3 separate regions of the Homo sapiens genome follow, and regions 1 and 3 are each linked to region 2. Evidence: chromatin contacts called from ENCODE Hi-C or POLR2A ChIA-PET data. All regions are on one chromosome and are shown on one strand. Each heading gives the region's core, a stretch centred on a gene start or an enhancer-like site at or near the end of the contact. The rest is flanking DNA. Distances are from core to core; before and after follow the strand shown.

Region 1 (4,870 bases), core at 1,208-3,707, 93 kb after region 2:
CCACCCACCTCAGCCTCCCAAAGTACTGGGATTATAGGCATCAGCCATCGCACCCAGCCCTCACCAATATTATTATTATTATTATTATTATTATTATTATTATTATTATTATTATTATTTTAAGACAGGGTCTCACTGTGTTACTCAGGCTGGAGTGCAGTGGACACCAACAAATAGCTTCCCAGTTATGCAAACGCTTTCATCTACTTAACGTATATTGATTCAACACCTACCATGAGCCAGGCACTCTTCAGGATAATATAGCAGAGGATGGCACAAAGTCTCTGCTGATGATGAGGACTACAACATTCTAGTGGGAGAGACATACAGTAAACAAAGGTCAGTTCTACAGTGATGAATGCCATGAAGAAACGACAAGCAGGAGAGAGGGCTAGACAGTGGGAGAGGTGAGAGAGGATTAGGGTGCTATTGTATGTATAACAGGATGGCCAGAGAAACTTGCCTAGTGATGAGCGGAAGTGAGCCCTGTCATGGATAAATGGGCAGGGGCAGTTACCTTCTCTAGGCAGAGGGAATACAAGGGCGAAGACCGGGAGGCGTGATTGTGCTTGGCTGCTCGAAGAACAGCAAGGAGGCCAGTGGGGCTGGGGCAAGGGAGGGAAAAGCAACAGGAGGTAAGGTGGGGAGGGGTGTGCACAGCTCAGGTAGGACTTTCTAGGCCACAGAACGGTGTTAAGATTTTCTCTGAGTGAGAGGGGAGCCACTGGGGCATTTGAACAGAGGAAGGAAGTAATTTGACTCATGTTTTAAAAAGATCACATTGGCTGGGTGCGGTGGCTCATGCTTGTAATCCCAGCACTTTGGGAGGCCGAGGTGGGCAGATCATCTGAGGTCAGGAGTTCGAGACCAGCCTGGCCAACATGGTGAAACCCCGTCTCTACTAAAAACACAAAAATTAGCCGGGCGTGGTGGTGGGGGCCTGTAATCCTAGCTACTGGGGAGGCTAAGGCATGAGAATCACTTGAACCCGGGAGGTGAAGGTTGCAGTGAGCCGAGATTGCACCACTGTACTCCAGCCTGGGGGATAGAGCGAGACTTTGCCTCCAAAATAATAATAATAATAATAATAATAAATGAATAAATGAAAAGATCACATTGGTTATTCTATGGGGTATAAAGGCAGCAGGGAGTGCTAGGATGAAAGCAGGGATGCCCAGCACGGTGGCTCACACCTGTAATCCCAGCACTTTGGGAGGTCGAGACAGGCGGATCACGAGGTCAGGAGATCGAGACCATCCTGGCTAACACGGTGAAATCCCGTCTCTGTTAAAAATAAAAATAAAAAAAATTAGCCAGGCGTGGTGGTGGGCGCCTGTAGTCCCAGCTACTCGGGAGGCTGAGGCAGGAGAATGGTGTGAACCCAGGAGGCGGAGCTTGGAGCGAGCTGCCCTCCAGCCTGGGCAACAGAGCGAGACTCCGTCTAAAAAAAAAAAATTGGCCGGGCGCGGTGGCTCACGCCTGTAATCCAGCACTTTGGGAGGCCGAGGTGGGCGGATCACGAGGTCAGGAGATCGAGACCATCCTGGCTAACACGGTGAAACCCCGTCTCTACTAAAAATACAAAAAATTAGCCGGGCGAGGTGGCGGGCGCCTGTATTCCCAGCTACGCGGGAGGCTGAGGCAAGAGAATGTCGTGAACCCGGGAGGCGGAGCTTGCAGTGAGAGGAGATGGCGCCACGGCACTCCAGCCTGGGCGACAGCAAGACTCCGTCTCAAAAAAAAAAAAAAAAAAAAAGAAAGAAAGCAGGGAACGTCACTGAGAGGCTCTTACACAACTCCAGGCAAGAAACAGTGGTGCCTCGGACACAGGTAGTAACGGTGGAGACGGTGAGATTGCGGAAGCTTTGGAAGGTGGAGCTCATGCTATTCCTGATGGGTCAGTTTGGGGTGTAGAGATGGGACAGTTGAGTTTGTCAGCGGGAGGTCATCGATGACCTTGACAAGAGCAGTTTCAGTGGAGCGATGGGGGTGAAAGCCCCACAGAGAGAGCTGGAGAGAGAAAAGGAAGGAGGGATGAAGATGGTCAATTCAGAAAACACTGAGATGTTTTCCTGGAAGGGGGAGCAAAGAAATATGACGGTGTGGGTGTGGGGGTGTGTGTGCATGGGCTTGTGCATGTGTGTGTGTGTGTGTACAATTGGAAGAACTGCAGCCGATTGTGTGGTGATGTGAATGAGCCAGCAGAAGAGGGGGACCCCTGGAGCTGTGGGAGAGACGCAAGGAATTGCTCACTGTTGTCCTGGAGGAGGTGAGAGAGGATGAAGGGCAGTGTCCCAGTGGAGGGCGTAGAATTCAAGTTCCACAAGGCGTCCAGGTAACAGGCACGGATACAGGCGGGAGTGAAGGGAGAGGTGGAGTCTGAGGAAGTTTCCTTCTGATTGCTTCTGTTTCCCAGTGAAACAGAAAGCAAGGTCTCCAGCAGCTGACAGCTAGTACAGCAGGTTCTTTTTTTCTCAGGTGTTATAGATAGCTGCGCCTTCCGCTCACCACAGGTGAAATGGTTGGCTTGTATCTGGGGCCACACCACATAAAAACCATTTGAACAGCAGGATCACACTCAGCATGATGAGAGCCCACATGAGGCTGGAAGTGCAGGAACTTGGACCGGCGGGGGGAACCTGGCAGGTCACATTCCCTCTCAAGGGGTGAGTGCTCACCAAGTGGAATTGGAGTGTGACTCTGTAGCAGTGATTCATGCACAACGTGCTCTCTCTCTCTCTCCCCTCCCTTTACACGCGTGTTTAAATGTGTGTAAATTAGGCTGGGTGCAGTGGCTCACGCCCGTAATCCCAGCACTTTGGGAGGCCAAGGTGGGCAGATCACTTGAGGCCGGGAGTTCGAGACCAGCCTGGGCAACCTGGTGAAACACCGTCTCTGTGAAAAATACAAAAATTAGCCGGGCGTGGTGGTGCACATCTATAACCGCAGCTACTTGGGAGGCTGAGGCATGAGAATCACTTGAGCCCAGGAGGTGGAGGTTGCAGTGAGCCGAGATCACGCCATTGCACCCCAGCCTGGGTGACAGAGCAAGACCCTGTCTCAAAGAGAAAAAAAAAATGTGTGTAAGTTAAATGCACCATGATGAAGACTCCACTATAAATGGTGCCGCTGGAACCTCGGGCCTCCTGACTCCACATCAGTTTTGTCTCTACTATAATACTCCATCTCTCATCACACATCACTAGGGAGCACCAAAATTGCAGGGAAGAGGGTAACCCAGGCTGAAAGGAGGAAGAGAGCACTTAAACTAGAAAATTCTAGAACATCAGACCTCGATGGACCTTCACAGATCATTTGGTCCAACACCCTTATTTGACAGACATGGAAAATGTCATTCACTGACTCCCCCAATATCACACAACAGAATCCTCATCATCCCCATCATCATCCCCATCATCATCATCCCCATCATCATCATCACCATCACCATCATCCCCATCATCATCATCCCCATCACCATCATCCCCATCACCATCATCCCCACCATCATCATCCCCATCATCACCATCATCCCCATCATCATCATCCCCATCACCATCATCCCCATCACCATCATCCCCACCATCATCATCCCCATCATCATCATCACCATCATCATCATCCCCATCATCATCACCATCACCACCATCATCATCATCCCCAACATCACCATCATCATCATCCCCATCATCATCACCATCACCATCACCATCATCATCATCCCCATCACCATCATCACCATCACCATCAACATCACCATCATCACCATCACCATCATCCCCATCATCACCATCATCATCACCATCACCATCATCCCTATCATTATCATCCTCCTCCTGATCACCATAATTGTCATCTGCATGGAAGCTAGCCTATATTGATTACTCCCTGCTGCCAAGCTGTGTCCCATTTCATCATCAAAGCCTCTTGAGGTGGCCACTCTCATTATTTTCATTTTACAGGTGGTGAAACATCACAGAGCAGGTAAGGTATAAACTGGGAGACCCTCCTCCCACCCACTCTGTGAAAACCTTTACTAGAGATCTCGCATTGGGCCACTAACCCTAAGATAGGAGGCAGAAGGGGGCTCCCCTTGAAACTCGAAAGAAGTAAATTTAAGACCAGTAAAGGGAAGTTTTGCTTCACACAGAGGGGGTACTGGCTAAAAATACTAGTGGCTTCAAGAAGTATTTAGATCAGTTCATAGATAGTTGATCACAAGGCAGTCAGAGTGATCTTTTAAAGACATAAATTAGGCTGAGCATGGTGGCTCACGCCTGTAATTCCAACACTTTGGGAGGCCAAGGCAGGCGGATCACTTGAGGTCAGGAGTTTGAGACCAGCCCAGCCAACATGGCAAAACCCTGCCTCTACTAAAAAAAAAAAAAAAATTTCCTTGTTGTGGTGGTGGGCACCTGTAATCCCAGCTACTCTGGAGGCTGAGGCATGAGAATCACTTGAACCTGGGAGACAGAGGTTGCAGTAAGCCGAGATCACACCACTGCACTCCAGCCTGGGTGACAGAGCAAGACTCTTGTTTCAATAAAATAAAATAAAGACATATATCAGATCACAACACTCTGCTGTCCAAAACCACCCACTGCACTTGGAATAAAATCCAGCCCCTGGCCAGGCGCGGTGGCTCATGCCTGTAATCCCAGCACTTTGGGAGGCCGAGGTGGGCGGATCACGAGGTCAGGAGATTGAGACCATCCTGGTTAACACGGTGAAACTCCATCTCTACTAAAAATACAAAAAAAAAAAAAAATTAGCCAGGCATGGTGGCAGGCGCCTGTAGTCCCAGCTACTCGGGAGGCTGAGGCAGGAGAATGGTGTGTACCTGGGAGGCGGAGCTTGCATTGAGTAGAGA
Region 2 (4,377 bases), core at 1,141-3,640:
CCCCTACTTCCCACTCCAGCAAAGGGCACCATTATTTGCCAAGTGGCTCAAGTCTGAAGTCAAGGGGCTATCCTGGACTCTGACATACCTACCCATCCACCTCCATTCACCAGATCCTACTGATGTTATCTTCCAACTCCCTCAAAACCTATTTGCTTCTTCCATCTCATTCTCTCTAACGTGGATTAAGCTGCAACTGCCTCTCCACAACTGCCCTCTGCACCCTGTTCCACCCATCTCCTGCAGAGCTGTCAATTCAAATTGACTCTGATATGCAAATCTGATTTCGAGTAAAACCCTTCAGTGCTCCCCTGTGGCCTGCAGCCCTGGTACTCTCAACCCTGGCTACACATTACAGTCACTTGGGGAGCTTTAAAACTGATCCCAACACGAAGTCCCCATATCTTAAGAGACTCAGACCAAATGTTTTTAGTTCTTTTTTTTTTTTTTTTTGAGATGGAGTTTTGCTCTTGTTGCCCAGGATGGAGTGCAATGGCACGATCTCAGCCCACCGCAACCTCCACCTCCCGGGTCCAAGCGATTCTCCTGCCTCAGCCTGCCGAGTAGCTGGGATTACAGGCACGTGCCACCATGCTCGGCTAATTTTGTATTTTCAGTAGAGACAGGATTTCTCCATATTGGTCAGGCTGGTCTCGAACTCCTTACCTCAGGTGATCTGCCCACCTTAGCCTCCTAAAGTGTATTACAGGCATGAGCCACTGCGCCCAGCATTTTTTTTTTTTTAAGACAGAGTCTTGCTCTGTCACCCAGGCTAGAGTGCAGTGGCACGATCTCAGCTCACTGCAACCTCCGCATCCCAGGTTCAAGCGATTCTTGTGCCTCAGCCTCTTGAGTAGCTGGGATTACAGGCGCCCGCCACTGCGCCCGGCTAATTTTTGTATTTTTAGTAGAGATGGGGTTTCACCATCTTGGCCAGGCTGGCCTCGAACCCCTGACCTCGTGATCCACCTGCCTCAGCCTCCCAAAGTGCTGGGATTACAGGAGTGAGCCACCACGCCCAGCCCATGTCATTCTTTTTCTTTTTTGAGACAAGGTCTTGCTGCCACTTAGGCTGCAGTGCAGTGGTGTGATCACAGCTCACTGCAGCCTCAACCTCCCACCTACCTCCCAAGTAGCTGGGACTACAGGTGCATGCCACCATGCCCACCTTATTTTTTTATTTTTTGTAGAGATGGGGTTTCACTATGTTGCTCAGGCTGGTCTCGAACTCCTGGGCTCAAGCAATCTGCCTGCCTCAGCCTCTCAAAGTGCTGGGATTACAGGCATGAGCCACAGTGCCTAGCCTGTCATTCATCATTCTTTTTTTTTTTTTTTTTTTTTTTGAGATGGAGTCTCGCTTTGTCACCCAGGCTGGATAGCAGTGGTGCAATCTCAGCTCACAGTAACCTCTGCCTCCTGGGTTCAAGCGATTCTCCTGCCTTAGCCTCCCGAGTAGCTGGGATTATAGGCACACACCACCACGCCCAGCTAATTTTTGTATTTTTAGTAGAGACATCGTTTCACCATGTTGGCCAGGCTGGTCTCGAACTCCTGAACTCAAGTGATCTGCCCACCTCGGCCTCCCAAAGTGCTGAGATTACAGGTGTAAGCCACCGTGCCTGGCCCTGTCATTCATTCTTTCAGCAAAAATTTACTAAGCATCTACTATGTGCCACGTGCCTTGCTTGCACTGATGTGCCTGGTACATAGGCACAGTATGAACAGTAACATTTAGGCCCCTCATAAAGCCTACAGCCTGTTAGGGTCAATGAGGCTCTTAGTGTTTTTTGGGTTTTTTTTTTTTTTTTTTTTTTTTTGAGATAGAGTCTCTTGCCCAGGCTGGAGTGCAGTGGCACAATCTCGGCTCACTGCAACTTCCACCTCCCAGGTTCAAGCGATTCTCCTGTCTCAGCCTCCCGAGTAGCTGGAATTACAGATGTGTGCCACCATGCCTGGCTAATTTTTTTTCTATTTTTAGGAGAGATGGGGTTTCACCATGTTGGCCAGGCTGGTCTCGAACTCCTGACCTCAGGTGATCCACCTGCCTTGGCCTCCCAAAGTGCTGGGATTACAGGCATGAGCCACCATTCCTGGGCTGAGGCTCTTAGTGTTTTTTTTGTTTGTTTGCTTTTTTTTTTTTTTTTTTTTTTTTTTTGTGGCTCTTAGTGTTTTAAGCCTTACTTCTGGCCCCTCTCACCTCTTACTCTTTGTTCTAGTCATCATGACAGAGTTGGGATTTCCCAAACTTGCCCCATTGCAGCCTCAGGGTCTATAAATATGCCAACCCAAAATTCCAGCCCTCAGCCTCCTGGCCTCATTAAGACTCAGTTTGAGAATCACTTCCTCTGAGCAGCCTGTACCTAACCCCACCCCAGATCTGCCCCAGATTATCGTGCACCCATCACTGGAGGAGTCTCTCGTGTGGTCGTCACTGTCCATTTCTTTGTGTGATGTCCTCACTAGACTGTGAGCTCCTTGCAAGCAGGGACTGTGACTAAACCATCTCTGTATCCCTGCTGGGGGCACTAACTAGCTGGTGAACCCATAAGTACGTGGACTTGAACGGCCCAGTGGAGGGTCTGTATGAGAGGTATCCGCATAGGGCAATACACGGTGTGAGAGAAGAACTGCAGCTTCAGAAGGGCTAGGAGGCCAGGTTCTCAGCAGGAGTTTCCAGAGCACATAGCCTGTAACCACCAGGAAACAGGCAGAGATACAGAGCCTCGAAGCTGAGAAAGACAGTGCCTTACTTCTCCTTGAAGAGGGGCCTTGTGTGGTGAAAGTAACACATCTGTGTTCTAATTTGACTCCTCACCGGCTATGTGACTTTGGGTTAGACGGACCTCTAATATTTGCATGGCTGATGGCAAAAGTGTATACAGAGGCCCACATACCATTTATCTAAATATTTAAAAGTTAAAAACTAACAAACCATTAAATACAGTTTTTACTCTATCCTATCCTATTCTGTTCTCTTACTTCGATGAATATACCTTCATAATGACCTGGGGCTAGGTTTAAATTTAACATTCTCAGATTCCTAAGAGTTCTTGGGGATGTGGTGGCACAAGGAGAACTAGCCCCTAACCTACATGCTGTTCTTCCCACCTGCATTAGGCAGAATAATGTCCCCTCCCCACCCCAGGTGTCCACACCCTGATCCCAGGAACCTGTGAATATGTTATCTTACATGGCAAGGGGGAATTAAAATTGCTAATCAGGCCAAGCATGGTGGCTCACACCTGTAATCCCAGCACTTTGGGAGGCCGAGGCAGGAGGATCACTTGAACTCAGAGGTTTGAGACCAGCCTGGGCAACATTGCAAGACCTCATTTCAATTTATATTACAAATTTATTTATTTTAATACAATAAAAATTGCTAATCAGCTGACCTCAAGATAGGGAGATTATCCTGGATTATTGAGGTAGCCCAAAATAATCACAAGGGTGCTTCTAAGTGAAAGCGAGAAGCATGAGTCAGAGTCAGAGAAGATGTGATGACAGAGGCAAAGGCTGGAGTGATGGGATTGCTGGCTTTGAAGGTGGCCACCAGCCAAGGAACACAGGTGGCCTCTAGAAGCTGGAAAAGGCAAGCAAACAGATTCTCCCTGGAGCCTCAGGAAGGACACAGCCATGGCTATACCTTGATTATAGCCCAGTGAGACCCATTTTGGACCTCTGGCCTCCATAAATGTCAGATAGTAAGTTTGCGGTAATTTTTTTACAGCAGAAATAGGAAATGAATACACTGCCTTAGTCTCTGTCCTGCACCACAGGGCCTCACGTTCAGCCCAGGGGTCACACCAGCTCCTAAGTGCAAAGTCACACTCACAGACAGATGCCCCTTGGCCACCCCTTGGGCCTAGGGGTACACACACCAGTGTTCTGGGGAGGAGGGACCCAGGGAAGAGGCTCTGGAAAACAGCAGGGAAATCTGGGGTTGTGACATGTGTAGCATGGTCTAGAAAGGGGTATGGGCTTAGGGTTGGCACAGCTCCTAGGCTGCACGGCCTCCTCACCTGCTCACTTGGGGTAAATGGCTTCACCTCCCTGAGCCTCATCTGTAAAATCAACCATGTGGATCATTATTGAGCACATCATCTGAGCCAAGTGTCCTACTTAGTATCAGAGATTTGAGAATGCCTCATCCTTGTCCTCAAGGAACTCATCTCCTAGTAATTCTGACCTCACAGGGCTTCTACCCAAGAAGGGAATGGTAGGTAAAGCAGCTGACACATAGAAACCCCTCAATAAACTTTATTTTCCATTCCTTTCTACTTAACCAAATCAAGGGGCTTACCAATTAAAAATAAAAATCCCTTGCCCAAACTCTTTGATGGATTCCATCTGCTCCTAGGAGGGGCCTAAAATCCTTTG
Region 3 (4,443 bases), core at 1,557-4,056, 130 kb after region 2:
TTTTTGTGTTCCTGGTGGCTTGGAACAGAGCCAGGCACCATAGAAACCATTCAACAAATACTTGTTGAGAGAATGAATGAATGAATGAATGAATGCCATTAGGTGAGAACAAGATTGTCAGAGTCACTTTAGGAAATGCAGTCAGAGCCAGGGGGATGATGGCCTGGAGGAAGACGAGCTGAGGACAAGGAGAGGACATTGGGTGGGTGAGAGGGTCAGAGCAGGGGGCAGTGACATTCAGGTAAAGAAAGTTCCGGCCAGGCGCGGTGGCTCACGCTTGTAATCCCAGCACTTTGGGAGGCCGAGGCGGGTGGAACACGAGGTCAGGAGATCGAGACCATCCTGGCTAACATGGTGAAACCCTGTCTCTGCTAAAAATACAAAAAATTAGCCAGGCGCAGTGGCGGGCGCCTGTAGTCCCAGCTATTCGGGAGGCTGAGGCAGGAGAATGGTGTGAACCCGGGAGGCGGAGCTTGCAGTGAGCCGAGATCTCGCCACTGCACTCCAGCCTGGGTGACAGAGCGAGACTCCATCTCAAAAAAAAAAAGAAAACGAAAGTTCCCTGCGAAAGGCCCTAAGTGTAGCAGGAAAGGCCTGGGAGCAGGAGGCCCCAAGTTCAAGTTTTGTCTCCTTGACTTTGCAGTTGAGCGCTGCTGGGCCTGTTTCTGCATTAATAAAATGAGGAACAAGGCCTGCTTCACAGCGTGCCCTGAGGACAGACCAGGATGAGAGGTGCATAAGGGCAGGGTTGGGGGAGGGCAGCCTACGGGAAGCAGTGTGGCGAGCCTTGATCTTGGGGCCAGCCATGCATGGTTCACCTGCCTGCTTGCTCATTAGCTGTGTGCATTGGGCACATCTTCTTTGCCTGCAGAGGCCCCAGGCTCATCCCTGTGGCTTGCTGGGGCCAGGGCCAGGGTGTACTTGACTGACTACCTTCATGGACTCAAGACACATCTGGGACACACCAGGATCTTCCATGTTCTGCTTCTTACTGAGGAGTCAGCTCACAGGGTCTGGCCAAGGTTACCTGCCTCAGCCAGAGTATGCTGAGCCAGAAGGACCCTTGGGCCACGGGATCCAAGCCCTTCATTTTACAGATGTGAGGCTCAGCCCAGAGAAGCTGAAGGACTTGTCCCAGGACTCTCAGCCAGTTGGCTTCAAAGTCAGTTCCAGAGCCCACGTCTCTTCACTGCCAGCCCAAGATCTTTCCATTCACCCAGCCATGAGGGCTGGTCCTTGTTGATCCATTTGAAGCCTGTTCCTATTCCATGATATAGTTGCCTTCAGGTACCAGATACTGGACTGGGTGCTTTGCACAACATGCCTCTTTTAATCCTCACCACGGCCTCTACAGTCACCATTTCTGTTTCATAAATAAACTGAGGCTCAGAGAGGGTGTGTGATTTGTCCAAGGTCACACAGTAAAGTAAAAATAGGTCCAGGATTCAAGTTCATACCTTCCTGTCTCAGAAGCCTCTACTTACTATTGTCCTGACCCAAGGGGAGCTCACCATCCAGAGAGGGGCAAATATGGCAATACATACTTGCAACAAAATGTGATCAATGTTATTATAGATATAGTCTCAGGCACAGTAGACAGTTTCCTGAGGTTGCCCCACTTACACCTCACAACAGTCCTTAATATAAAGTACACATTGTTATCCCCATTTCACTGATGAGCAAACTGAGGCTCAGAGAGGCAAATTCCCCTATCCGGGGTCATATAAACCCTGTCTATCTCTCTGTCTGTCTGTCTGTCTGCAGAGCTCATAGTCTGTTCTCATGAACAAATCCTGCTCCTCTAAAGTCCTGAACAAACATTGCTTCATTCAGTCAACGTGCATTTCTTGCATCCCTATTATGTGCCAAGCCCTGTCTTAGATATTCTTGGAGGTAGAGATGAATAGAACATGGCCTCTGCCCCCACCTCCAGCCAGCAAAGAGGTAGATTGGGGGACCTTGGGTCTCTACCCTGTGTCCTCTATGTGACACTGATGGAGGACCCTTGGGCACTGGCCCAGCCTTCCCCCTTCAAAATGCCCATGGGAAAGGCCGAGGGAGGGAGGCTGAGACAGCTTCAGGCCCCCGGGGCTGCCTTGTCCTCTCAGCCTGGCTCTGACTCACCACCCACACCTGGCAGTGGCCTCAGGCAGCTACGCTGGAAATAGATGGGGAGGGAGGGGACGTGACACCTGCACTCTTGGCTGCCATTCCCACCCTCCCTGCCAGGAAGCAGGGAAACATCAGCTAACAGAGCCCACCTGAAACTGCTGGGCTTGGGAATGCTCCTGGGAGTTGAAGCCCCCAGCCGACTGGAAAGGCTATCCCAAGAGCCATGAGGATTACAATAAAAATCACGATGATGTCTCGCTTTTCACAGTGCTTGGTGGTTCTTGAGCACTTGTTCTATGCCAGGCCCTGGTCCAAGTAAGTGCTTTGCATGTCTTAATTATCTTGCTGAAGTCTCACGGCTCCTCAGGAAGTTATACTGTGATTAAGCCCATTTTACAGATGAGAAACTTGAGATTCAGAGAAGCCAAATAACTTGCCTAAGGCCATGTATTAGGCAACGTGCGCCCATCCCAAGCTTCTCACCCAATCCCAGCTCACATGGCTCATTCCAGTTCACAGGTGTTAGCTGTGTTCCCATCTGCCCTGCCCAATCACCTTCCCTCTTTGACAAGGCAAGCTCACCCTTCTTACAACTCTGGGAAGCAGAAATCAAACTATTACCCTTCTCTTTCCTCCCTACCTATCTCAACCCCACCCAGCCTTCAGCCCAAGTCTGATCATGTTGCCTCCCTGTCTAAAACCTCTCCACTGCCCTTAAGGTAGTGTATTCAGCTGGGCATGGTGGCTCATGCCTGTAATTTCAGCACTCTGGGAGACTGAGGTGGGAGCATCACTTGAGGCCAGGAGTTGGATACCAGCCTAGATAACATAGTGAGGCCCCCATCTCTATAAAAATAATAAAATGATTAAAAAGATAAAATATATTCAGAGCCCTTCAAGAACTGGGCCCTGTCACTTTTCCAGCCTCATCACTCACCAGTCTCTGCCTGGGCAAGTCAGGACACCTCCCAGTCCTTGTTTTTCTGGTGGGGACGATGACACTTCCTCACAGTGAGGAGGATGGAGGGGGCAGATGTATGTGAAGTTCTTAGCAGGGCACTCACCATCTGTTTGGTGTTCAGTAAACCTTCATGTCCTGCTACTAGCTCTGAGCCAGAGGCTGGGGCAGAGTTAGTGATGTGTGAAACAGTCTATTCTCAGCCAGGCTGGGATCAAGGGCTTCATGGTGGGCCGGCCAAGAGCTATCAGTGTTACTGGAATTCATTATTTCAAGAAATGCTGAAAAGCTTCAGAGCAGCAGTAACAAACTAGAAAAAAAAAAAAGGCAAAGGAAACAAACTTTCACAACAGGCTTTTAAAAAAAATCTTTACCACAATGTAGAAGGTAGATATACCCACTCTACAGAAAGGAAAACTGAGGTCAAAAGGGTGACAATAGACGAAAGGTGTCAGGGACAAGGCCGGATCTGGAACCAGCTGTCAGGCTCCAAAGCCCATGTTCCTTCCTCTCCTGCACCCAGCCTCCCCAAGCCTGGAGGGTGGAAAGTGTTTGCTTAGGAGAGGAGGTACTAGTATATTGGGGAACGGGGGAAGAGGAGGATGAAGAGCTTGAATGGGGGCCCAGAGACAGGAACACAAGGCAGATGTGGGTGCAAGGGAGTGGAGATCAATAGCTGGGGTGAGGTCATCTATGACAAACAGAGATGCCTGGATTTGATCCTCTGAGACCTTTGAGCCCAAATCCTTCCTCCCCCTCCACTCCCCTTTCCAGATGGGGAAACCGAGGACCTGTGCCTTGCCCAGGCCTCCATAATGCCGAGGACAGTGAATGGCTGGAGGAGGCCTGAGGGACGAAAGGAGGAGGTCCCGGGTGGGCAGCAGCTGCCACCTCTCTCTGCCCGCCCTATGCCTCTCAGAACAGTGCCCCCACCCCCAGGCTTGGCCTGGTCGCCTGACTTACAGGTGGGAGTGACTCAGGCTGGGGGCCTGCCCTGGTAGCGCTGGCCCCTGGGCCACAACCGAGCTCTGGGCCTCTCAGCTGTGATGTCAGCGGGCTCTTCCTTCCTCCCGCATCTGCTTGAAAAGGTCACCTATTTTAAACTCTTTCTCACCCCACCCTGCCCTTCCCCCAAAAGAGGACGAGTTTTTCTAACCTGTGTCAACAGCTCAGTTCAATATCCAAACATCTGTCCCTCCTGGTGCCCATCACCAGCCCTCCACCATCAGAAAGCCGCAGCCCTGTCAGGCTCTTCCAGGCTGCAGAAACCCACCCTAGCAGCTGTTAGCTTCACAGACTCCTGAGCATCTGCTGAGGGCCGGACACGGCCCTAGGTGCGCAGGGATAGATCCCTGCCTTCTTAGAGCTTACAT

What was found. A loop is a pair of places that touch in the nucleus more often than their neighbours do. ChIA-PET counts read pairs that join two places held with the same protein, here RNA polymerase II (POLR2A). Pooled maps may share reads with other maps.
Region 1: a loop to region 2 is called in a pooled map, with 2.0 times the contacts of the local background. The contact joins the promoter of MDS2 here to the enhancer-like site in region 2. A Hi-C loop is called at or near these places in 1 of 168 maps with a recorded cell type or tissue (B cell), 4 of 37 single-sample maps with no recorded cell type and 3 of 50 pooled maps. POLR2A ChIA-PET finds 5 or more read pairs at or near these places in 5 of 52 experiments (B cell, MCF 10A, activated B cell and 2 more).
Region 3: a pooled map shows a loop between it and region 2 (3-fold over the local background). The contact joins two enhancer-like sites. A Hi-C loop is called at or near these places in 2 of 37 single-sample maps with no recorded cell type and 2 of 50 pooled maps. POLR2A ChIA-PET finds 5 or more read pairs at or near these places in 2 of 52 experiments (HCT116 and activated B cell).

The regions. Positions count from the first base shown.
Region 1 is chr1:23,624,921-23,629,790 of GRCh38, reverse strand. It overlaps MDS2 (myelodysplastic syndrome 2 translocation associated), which reads right to left and starts at 2,457. Exons shown (of 6, transcript NR_167910.1): 1 at 2,254-2,457; 2 at 1,793-2,010; 3 at 1,194-1,284; 4 at 234-310. RefSeq lists an enhancer at 3,884-4,003.
Region 2 is chr1:23,718,749-23,723,125 of GRCh38, reverse strand. No RefSeq gene overlaps it. Among named protein-coding and RNA genes, the nearest start is that of ELOA, 23 kb to the left of the region's middle. Within about 2 kb of position 2,390, at least 5 of the 41 ENCODE cell types and tissues checked have a DNase peak (open chromatin) inside an H3K27ac peak, as active enhancers do; they include B cell, where a contact is called at or near this core.
Region 3 is chr1:23,591,419-23,595,861 of GRCh38, reverse strand. No RefSeq gene overlaps it. Among named protein-coding and RNA genes, the nearest start is that of MDS2, 34 kb to the left of the region's middle. RefSeq lists enhancers at 472-661, 1,620-2,390, 2,391-3,162, 2,886-3,165, 2,419-3,618. Within about 2 kb of position 2,806, at least 12 of the 41 ENCODE cell types and tissues checked have a DNase peak (open chromatin) inside an H3K27ac peak, as active enhancers do.